2 separate regions of the Mus musculus genome follow, and region 2 is linked to region 1. A link is a loop called in an ENCODE intact Hi-C map of the cell type or tissue named here. Cell type or tissue: heart. All regions are shown on one strand.

Evidence for each region. Hi-C counts contacts between places; a loop is a spot of excess contacts. Peaks named below come from ENCODE experiments on the same cell type or tissue, not always from the same donor. Only the 100,000 strongest peaks of a DNase experiment are listed, where the experiment ranks them.
Region 2: it touches region 1 in a loop (6-fold over the local background); 15 of 42 quality-filtered maps call a loop at or near these places.

Annotation. Positions count from the first base shown.
Region 1 is chr4:151,481,435-151,486,434 of GRCm38, reverse strand. The region is part of intron 4 of Camta1 (calmodulin binding transcription activator 1); the gene reads left to right. Among named protein-coding and RNA genes, the nearest start is that of Gm30344, 28 kb to the right of the region's middle. In heart, a CTCF peak has its summit at 3,001; no DNase peak of the experiment used is centred here; H3K27me3 peaks cover 2,244 bases.
Region 2 is chr4:151,858,127-151,863,126 of GRCm38, reverse strand. It overlaps Camta1 (calmodulin binding transcription activator 1), which reads left to right and starts at 1,359. Exons shown (of 24, transcript NM_001081557.3): 1 at 1,359-1,502. The coding sequence starts at 1,458. All of the region lies in intron 2 of Gm42357 (a long non-coding RNA gene), which reads right to left. It overlaps 9230110K08Rik (a long non-coding RNA gene), which reads right to left and starts at 1,383. Exons shown (of 2, transcript XR_390981.3): 1 at 270-1,383. In heart, a CTCF peak has its summit at 2,010; DNase peaks (open chromatin) are centred at 566, 1,136, 2,196 and 2,526; H3K4me3 peaks cover 3,130 bases; H3K27ac peaks cover 3,220 bases.

The sequences.
Region 1 (5,000 bases):
CTGAAGAACAATGGACGGTGGAGAAGCACTTTTCCCCCTTAAATTCCAATCCAAAGAGCCCTCTGGGGCTGGTTTCTGTGGGCTGTACATTTTCATAGCCCGAGTCTCTGGCTGTTCCTGCCACTCAGACGGACACTGGCTCCCCTTCCATGACCCCGACAGGTGCTTCTACAAAACCTCATTGTGCCTGTGCGGTGAGGTACACCAGCCTCAGGACAGGCCTCCCGGAGGAAGTTCTGAGCTGCCGTGCTTGGATCTGTAACTGCAGTGTTAGTATCCACATTAGCAACCACTGCATAGCAGCTGAGTTTGGAGCCTTGCTGGGCTCTGTACAGGGCTTAGGGATGGATAATTCCCAGTTCCCACCCGGAAGGGGCTCTCACCGTAATTGGAGAAAAGACGTTTGCGGTAGAAGACGCCTCTGCGTGACACCAGGGCTGTCCAGCAAACGTCTGGGGTGCCGTGTGAGCGACAGCAACGGCAATGAGTTTCTGTGTAAAGTGAACGAAGAGACCGGCGTGCTGCTCACTCTTTCCTAGCTATCGAAGCTTTGCGAGGAAGCAAATGCGCGCACTGTCTAAAAGCTCCGCCCCGTTTTCGTCCTGCACAGTCACCAGCAACTCAGTGCCCACCTTTGATAGGAGCTCCACTTCCAGTGAGTGGATTGAGGATCAGCCCTGTTCCCTGCCGTGATGCCCAGAGCCAGGACATCTACAACACCCTGCCCTGGAGACCCTCCTTACCCGCCCCTGACCAAATTCCTGGTGTTCATTCTCTCCTCTGCCGTCCTCTCCTCCCTCTCTCTGATTCTCCTTCAGGATTTGAGATCTACTTACAGCTCTTCCCATCTTCATGAGAACTGAGCCCTTCCCACCCCTGGATGAAGGAAATCTCCTACCTTCCCAGCCCCGGACATCCCCTCAGCTGCTAGCCCAAACCCAGGGTGTTACTAAGTGATAGTAGGTAATCGAGCCAGCCTGCAGGGAAGAAGTTTCCATGCCCAATCAAGTGCTGGCTCATCCATTGTACACGGGGTGCCACGTCCCTTAAGAGATGGAGGCCCCCTGCCTCTTGCTCGGTTCTTCCATGGCCAGTAGCACATGACCATAGGTGGCAGTCCAGGTACAGCTGACACCCGCTTTGCCCCTATTTTTCTAGCTCCACTTGCTTTGCCAACAAGCGCAGTAGTCAGTGCTTGTCACAGCTGGGTCGTTTTTATGATCATTCATGTGCATGTGCATATACTCACCGGCTACCCATTCATTTGATAACGAAGATACACCCTAGACCTCACTGTGAAGATACACCCCAGACCTCACTGTGAAGATACACCTCAGACCTCACTGTGAAGATACACCCCAGACCTCACTGTGAAGATACACCCCAGACCTCACTGTGAAGATACACCCCAGACCTCACTGTGAAGATACACCCCAGACCTCACTGTGAAGATACACCCCAGACCTCACTGTGAAGATACACCCCAGACCTCACTGAGAGCTCTACAGTTACCTGGTCAGCTGAAATGTGCGTGGTGAGAAGACTCTCTATCATCACGTCATAGATACTGGGTGACATTGAACACCCAAGACCTTGGGAAGTTGTTGCTAGAACCTTCCCATCGGTCTCCTCATGTTAGGTGACCCAGGGTGCATCAGGGGAGAGTCTCAGGAACCTGTTGAGTCCTGGTTGGGTTTTGCCAACTTGACACACACTAGAGTTACCTGGGAAGAGGGAACCTCCATGGAGCAAATATGCCTCCATCAGATTGGCCTGTAAGTAAGTCTGTGAGGCATTTTCTTAATTAATGATTGCTATGGGAGGGTCCAGCCCACTGTGAGTGGTGCCACCCCTGGGCGAGTGGTCCCAGGGTGTATAAGAAAGCAACTTGAGCAAGTGATGGCCTCTGCCTTAGCCCTGCCTCCTGGTGCCTGCCCTGACTTGGCTCCACCACAGATTGTACCTTGCAAGATGAATAAACCCCTTAACCCCACGTTTTGGTTATAATGTTTAGCACCTTAGAACATGCTGTTCCACGGAGGGCACCAGCCTGCAGGAGGCAGAGTCAGTGTGTGCCTCTCTGTGTGTGCTGTGGCTCAGAGGGGGAAACTTGGAGCTCCGTGTGCACCAAGGGCCTGGGGGACAGGAGGGATGTCCACAGATGTGGGGAGAGCACCTGCTTGGAAACGGTAACTGAATCGAGTGCACTGAGCGTAAGCCAGCAGGGGTCTAGCTGCACTGCCCAGCCGCCCACAGGCTGCGCTCTGCTCGCACTCCGCTCTTCACTGAGTAGATCAGCACTTGCCATCTTTGCAGAGGAAGCTGCATCTGGGGCTGGGGCTGGGGCTGGGGTTGACCCTCCACAGAGGCAGAGGTGCCATCGCCTACCTGGACTAGGCTATAACAGAGCTTTCTCTGTGATCCAGGCTACCCTGTGCCAGCCTGCTGTTTACACAATCCTTTGTGGTTGTTGTTGGAGCAGGAGGGTAATTACCCTTGTCCTTAATAACTGCGTTTGTTCCCTCGATGAGCAGAGAGGCTCCGGAGCCTACACTGTTAAAAAGAGGTTAGGATTAAGTTTCTCAACCTGCGGCTGGTGTGAGGGGAGATCTCCACGCCAATTACTGTCTCCTTGATGGGATTAGTCACCGCGTTAATTGCTACTCAGAAAAGCTGCCAAGTTTGTTGTTTTAGACTTGAGCTTTTAAAATATTGCAGATGTCATCTCAAATGCAAATTGTATTTGGTCCTAGAGATAGCGGGTGATCTATTAACACTTTGGGGTTGATTCATATCTGAAGCTGTGTGAGAAAGAGGAGTCTCGCCCTTGGCTTATTAATTGCGTCTTTGATGGTGGTTCCAGAGCGGTGTGGGGGGAGGCAGCTGTCAGGTCCGTTCCTTGGCGCTCTCTGAGAGAAGCCCGTCCTCTGTCAGCGACAATCTGTTAGAACTAGCTGGAGTGATGTGTGCAGAAACCCCGGGTTTCAGCTCAAGAGCGCCACCTGTCTGCTGCACAGCGCACCAACTCATGCTGCAACCACCGTAAGTCTCCTCGGAATGGGCACGTGGCTCCAGAAGTTCTCAGAATCCTCTGGGATTCTGAGTCACAGATGTCTCCCAGTTTTGGACCAGTTAAGATTGGTCACAGTCTGTGACCTTTTGATCATTTAAAAAATTTAATTTTGTGTAACTTAATTTTTTTTTAAAAGTTCTAGAAACAAAACAAGAAATTCTTGTATGCACTTAACTCAGATTCCCCACCTGTGTGTGTGTGTGAGCAGGTGTGTGTGTGTCTGTCTGTCTGTCTGTCCACATGTGTACACATACATATTTGGACATGCGTGTATTTATGTGTTTGAAGGTATGTGTGAATATTTGTTTGTGTACAGATGCATATGGGTATGTATATGTGCATATAAATGCATGTAGATATGTTTGTGTGCACAAAGATATGTGTATGTATGTTTGTATGTATTCATGTGTATGTGTGTGTGCTTGTGTGCAAGTTCATGCTTATGTTTGTGTGTGTGTGTGCAGGTACATGCATATACATGTGTGTTTATGTATGCACAGATATGCACATGTATGTTACGAAGTTGCATTTCTGGATGTGACTGCACATGAGGGCATCATCCTCAGGAGCTGATTTTTGAGGCAGGGTCCCTCACTGGGATATGGGGTTCATTAATTGTATGTGTGCAGGTACATGTGTGGCCAGCAAGCCCCAGGGATCCACCTATCTCCTTTCCAGAGTTGTGATTGCAATCATGCACTGCCACACATGGGTTTTCTTTTTCACATGATAGCCTGGTATCAAACTCAGATCCGTGGGCAGATATGGCAAATATGCTGCATGTGGAGTTATTTCCTAAACTGTGTTTCCACTTTGTGTGTGTGTGTGTGTGTGTGTGTGTGTGTGTGTGTGTACTTGAGATTTGGACAGTTGTGAGCCACTACATGAGTGCTGAGAACTGACCTGGGTCCTGTGAAAGAGCAGTAAGTGCTCTTAACCCTGAGAGCTCTCTCTGGCCCCAGCACTGCCATTTTTGATGTGTTTTCTCTGTGGCACCTGCCTTGCTGTGGGTCACCAGGGGCTTCTGCATAAAGAGGCCATGCCTCTGTCATAGCACCCATGACAGCGACTCAATTCCTCACTGCGTCTTGGGCTCAGCGTTGCCAAGTGCAGTGCCCACTCTGCAACCTGGTTCAGATGGTTTCTGCCCATTTCTTTGGTGAAAACACAAACGCTTCCCCACTTTGTAATTAATTCACATCTCGTGGGAGGACCGTCTGGGTCTGTATAAACACCTTATTTTTCATTAAACTTTTGCCCACTTATCTTAGCTTCCATTGATGATTCTTATTGAATCAATTATTCTAATGTCTGCCAGATGGTGATTTTGCTAAATTTGCTTGTTGTTTAGTGTGCCCTGCCGCACTGAAGGGCTCGCGCTGCCTTGCATTATTTATTTATGTACTTGTTTATTTATGTCCATCTGGACTCCTGGATTCCCAGCTCAGTCAAATGTTGGCTGCTTCACCCTTTTGATAAATCTCCAATACTTTCTTGCAACATTTTTACATGGCCCTTTAAAATCTCTCTCTCTCTCTCTCTCTCTCTCTCTCTCTCTCTCTCTCTCTCTCTCTCAGTGTGTGTGTGTGTGTGTGTGTGTGTGTGTGTGTGTGTGTGTGTGTGCACAGGACCCTTGTGGTTCAGAAGAGAGCTCTAGATCCCCAGGAGCTGGAGTTATAGGCATGTGTGAGCTGCACAGCCTGTGTGCTGGGAACTGAACTTAATTTCGTTACAAAAGCAACAAGTACTCTTAGCTGCTGAGTCATCTCTCCAGCTCCTTCACAACATTTGCTTACTTTATCACAAGTCCATCTATCCAACCATCTACCTACCCACCTACCTACCCATCCACCCACCCATTCACCCACCTACCTACCCACTCATCCATCCATCCATCCATCCATCCATCCATCCATCCATCTTATTT
Region 2 (5,000 bases), 380 kb before region 1:
TGAGGAATCAAACAGTGCAAGTTTACAGAGAGGATCTGGAGCTCAGCTGCTTTTCATTAAAGTGCATTCTCCTTCCTTCCCTCCCGCTTCCCTTCAGTGCACCTGCAGAATCCCTGCATGGTGTTTGCCCTCCCTCTTCTCCTTCCCTTTTATTTTTCTATGTGCGGAATTCCTGCACTCTGCCCTTCCCCTCCCTCTCTCCTTCCATCCTTTCCTCTATTTTCTGGCCACGTTCAGAGCCCCTGATTTCTCTCGAGAAGGCGCAGTACTTTGCAGCTCTTCTGGCCCGGGCTTGTGTCTGCAGGGCGTGCGAATCTCTCCGGTGTGGACCTACAGGCAGGAGAGCTGCGCGGAGCTGCGGCTGGAACCCGACCGAAGCGCCGGGAGCCCGGGAGGGATTGGCTAGGCTAGCCGAGGTCGAGCGTTCCGAGCCCTAGATCCGCGGCTGCAGCCTGGGACAGGCACCTATGACTCATCGGCTCCGCCGGTCACATGGGCAACGTGACCAAAATAAAGTTTCAGTATTTTAAGCCGCTAGAAAAGGGGACAGAGGAGCGCAAGGCAGGCGGGAGCGTAGGGTGGCCGCGGGGACGCTGCGCCGGCCGAGGGGGCGGGGCTGAGGCCAGGAAGGGGCGGGATTTGGCCGAGGGGCGTGGTCTGCCGGGAGGTGCGCCCCTCCCCCGTGTCGGGCAGCGACGCCCCGACTCTCGGCTAAACGGTTCGGGAACGCTGTGAACCGGCACGCCTCGGTGCCTTACGTATCCCTCCGGCAGGGCCGCCCCCCGCCAGCGCCGCAGGCTGCGGGATCCCGGAGATCCCAGCGTGTCCTCCGAAGACACCGGGACCCCCACGCGCCAGCAGCGGCTTCCCCGGGAACGTCCTTCAGCTCCCGGAGCACGCGGGAAAAGCCCCAGCACACCAATGAGCGAGCGCCTTCCTCATGACGGTCACGCTGGGGGGCGGGGCTTCCCACAGCCGTTCCCGAGTTCCGGGAACCCCCTTTGATTGGTCTGGACGGCTTGGGAAACACTGTAGTGACGTCCAATCAAAACACCACGTCTCGGCCTCGAGGAAATATTCCGTGTCAGCCTCATCCTGATTGGGCCATCCTTTCGACCTCTGTCCACTAGGAAGCTTTGTTTAGGTCTGGAGGGCGGGTTTTCCCGGGAGTGGGTGGGGAGGGGGCGTTGATTCCAGGCCAATCACTTTAGTCGGTGCGGTGGTGATCAGCCAATGGACAGGGTGGATAGGACGCTCCTCCCGGAGAGTAGTGAGACCCCTGGTGCGGTCCGATTGGTCGCGGGAGCCGTGACTGGCAGACGCACCAACCAGTGGGCGCTGTGCGTGGGCCGCGGGGCGGGGCCAGGGCGGGTGCGCGGCGGCGGCGGGGTGGCTGGGCCGGCGGCGGCGGCGGTACGAGGCGCGCGCTCGGGGTCCCGGTCGCGAGGAGGAGGAGGATGTGGCGCGCGGAGGGGAAATGGCTGCCGAAAACAAGCCGGAAGGTGAGAGCCGGAGCGTGAGGGCCCGGGGCTGTCAGGGTGGCGGCGACACGGCGAGCCCGGGGCCGCGCCGGACATCCCGGGCATCGGCGGCGCGGGGCGCGAGCGCGGGGGCGCGGCGGGCGCGGGGAGGGCGCCGGCGGGGTGGGGGGGGCGGAGCGCGGCCGAGTCCTGAGGTGACTCGCGGGCCGGCCGAGCGGGGCGCCCCGCACCCAGCCCCGGGGGCGGCAGGCCGGGGCGGGGGGCGCGCGGGGCGGGGGCCGGGCCCAGCGAGGAGGAGGAGAAGCCGCGACGCCTCCCGCACCCGGCCCGGGGCATCCCCGCCGTGTCGGTCGGGGTGTCAGGGGGCCGCGGGGCGGAAAGTTTCCCGGGCCGCGGGGGCTCGCGGGCACCGGTGCCGGCGGCCGTAGCGGCGTCAGGGCCGGACGTTCCCCTCCACAGCCCCCCTCGGGCCGCGCGGCGCCTCCTAGCGCCGGCGTGGGGGGTGTCCCCGCGCGGGTCCCCGCCAGGGGGCCCCCCTCGTGCCGAGCGCCCCTCGGCCGAGGCCCCGGGCGACCCCTCCCCCAGCAGGGCCGGGGTCCTCGCGCGGCCTCCCCGCCCCTCACAGCATGCTCTTCCACACTTGCCCTTGCACCCTCACTACCGGGAGGGTGGGGTCTCCACACTGCCATGCCCTTTACCTTCCGTGACCCCGATCCTCTCCGAGCACTGAGGGTTCCGTGTCAGCCTGTCCCCTTTTTGAGGGGACTCTCGTGGGGCCGCGGAGCCTCTGCACGCTGGGTTAATCTTTTTTTTTTTTTTTGGCCAGGACAAGGGGACTCGGGGCTACCCATGTTCTTCCTTCTTAGCTCACCCAGTGGCTTGTGGGGCCCTGTGCAGCTCTGAAGTCATTTCTAAATAGGCAGGCAGACACTTCTTCCAGATCTGTACTCTTTCCGTACACTTTCCTGGGTTAGGGTGAGCTCATTTCCTGAACACCCTTCGAGTTGCCCTCTTTCTTGTTGGGAAAACCGGACGCTCCAATGCTCCTCTCCCTAGCTGTCTGCCTCTCTCCTTGGAGTTCCCTGTCTGGGCCAGGGTGGGCGCCCCAGTAAGATGTAGGGCAGGCAGGACTTCCGATGTGCCTACCACTTGAGTGTAAGGGACCTCAGTACTTGTTTCTTGCAGGAAAAGAAGGATCTATTGCTTCCCGTTCACTCTTGGATCTTAGGGGGCACCCTTCACCAGTTAACACTATCCCACTGGGAAAAGGGTCCAGTGCCCTTGAATTTGGTGTTCTGATTCCTGTCTTCTGAGCAGAAAGAACCAGACTTTATGCATCCCACTCTCAAGAAGTCTTTGAATCTTTCTTGGAAATAAACTTCCCAATTCTTCTTTTTTTTTTTTTTTTCTGAGAGAACTCAGACCCTCCTTATGGCTCCTGTTTCCCAGTCAGCCATATTTAGTGAGCCTGTTACCTTGACTTTCTCTAATTTTCTCAAATTGTATTCATGTTGGCTGGGTAAGGAGAAGCCATATGCCTTTCTATCCAGAATAGGGAGTGTAGACACCCTTGTCGCCCACATGCCATTTGAGAAGAGGTAGCTTGTGTGCTCCTTGTTGTACCAGAATCTTCCTTTGGCCCTGGTATGTCTCTAGTGGGATCAAAACATTTCTTTGGATCTTGCACCTTTCAAGCAAAGGGGCAATTTCTCTACTTTTTGCTGTTCTGGTTCTCTTTGACATCACGGAAATTGGGTGCTCGACACAGTTGTTGACACACACAGACCACTTTGTGCATATGTGCAATAGCATTCTATACATACCCAGAAGAAGTTAGAAGGGTCAGGTGGCAGCTCTATGGTCAGAGTGGGTGGAGTGTTAATTTGCCAGAATGTGTGTATCTGTACATACCTACCCATGTATGTTATTGGTGGCTTCAGGATTAGAAGAAGCCAAGGTGTCGTTGATAAAAGCAATGTCACACTACTCCTTCATTTGTCATTTGTATTGTACTGAATAAGCAGAAAGGCACTTCTCCCATGTGTGGAGTGCTTGCTGATGAATGCCCAGACTTTTCCATTTGGAATCTAGGGACAGTATTCTCAGCTTGATTCTGTGGGGAGTGAAAGTTCTTATCTTGATTTTTTTTTCCCCCTGCAGTGTAGGAGAAAGCGATTTCCTGTGTTTTGGGGAAATGATAGGAAATGGAGAAGCGGCTGCCTCTCCCTGATAGAACTGGGAGCTAACTGACGGCTTCAAGTACATCCCTGTTGTATTTCAGCCAGTGAAGTGAGAGACGCTAAGAAATTAGAAGAAGGTGCCTTCGGAAAAGTGCTTGCCGCTGCTTCCCGGGAAGGTGGCAGGGTTTCCAGGTTCTTTCTCTGGGGCCCACAGCCCTGCCTCTGCTCAGGTGCTCACCTCCCTGTCTCGTGCTCTCGCTCAGCAGTGTCATCTTACTTTTTGACAGACTTCGTGTAGAGCCTCACCTTCCAGCTGTGTGTTGTGTGTTCTTGTTTCTGTTCTCTTGAAGTTCTTTTCCTAACAAGGGAGCCCTCCACCTTGCTTTCCCAAGTAAGGAGGTGTCTCAGGTGGCTCTGGCTTTGCTTTTCAGCATGGTACTCGCTGCCAGAAAGGAAAGCTCTTGCTCTGATTTTCCTGTGTGTCTCCCATTTTTAGGCTGTTTTAAATCTTGTGTCTGTTGTCAGCCTAAAGGAGTTGATTGTTTCTAGGGTGCTAGTGAGCCTTGGAAAAATGAAGAGTTGATTACCTGCTGTGTATGTTCCTGTAGGCCTGAGAGTCTTCTCGTTTCTGGTGATGGCTCTTCTGCACCTTTCTCCAGGCCGTTGACTTCCTTGGGTGTTGTCCCTGTCCATCAGAGTACCCCACACATGGACTGTGCAAGGAGGGGTACTGAAGGTACCACCAGAGCTGCACCGCTTGTGCTAAAGTGAGGATCTCAAGTGGATCTGCTTGCGCTGACTATGTGACTGCATCCGGGAAGGGTGGGAATCGGTGGAGGTCTTCTCTTGCAGTTAGTCAGGTTACCCCGCTTCTCTTAATTACTTTGCCCCACCCCCTATCTTTTCGTTCAGACATCACTTCCTCTTCCATTTCTGATTCCCCAGCATTTGGGAAAGGCCAAATGACCTTTCTCTAGTCTCCTTTTAGACCTGACTTACCTATTTCTGGGAGATGTTGTGGTTTCTCCATCTTACCCCTCAGTGGATTCTGCATGTGAACATGTGCACAGCAGCCTCTCCTCAAGGTCGGAGTGCTTCAGCTTCCTTTTCAGAAGAGGAGCATCACTCGTTCCTGCTTTTGGAGAAGAGTCTAGGCCATCCTTAGCCATGTTTTCATCCTTTGTATTTTATGAAAAATTTTAATATTTTGTCTTTTTGAGGCAGGGTCATGTTTTGCAACTTAGGCTATCTTAGAGTTTGTTATGTAGAACAGCTTGGCCTTAAACTTAAGGACTAGCCCCTCCCCCCCCCCCCCCCCCGCCCCCCAGCCTTGTGCATG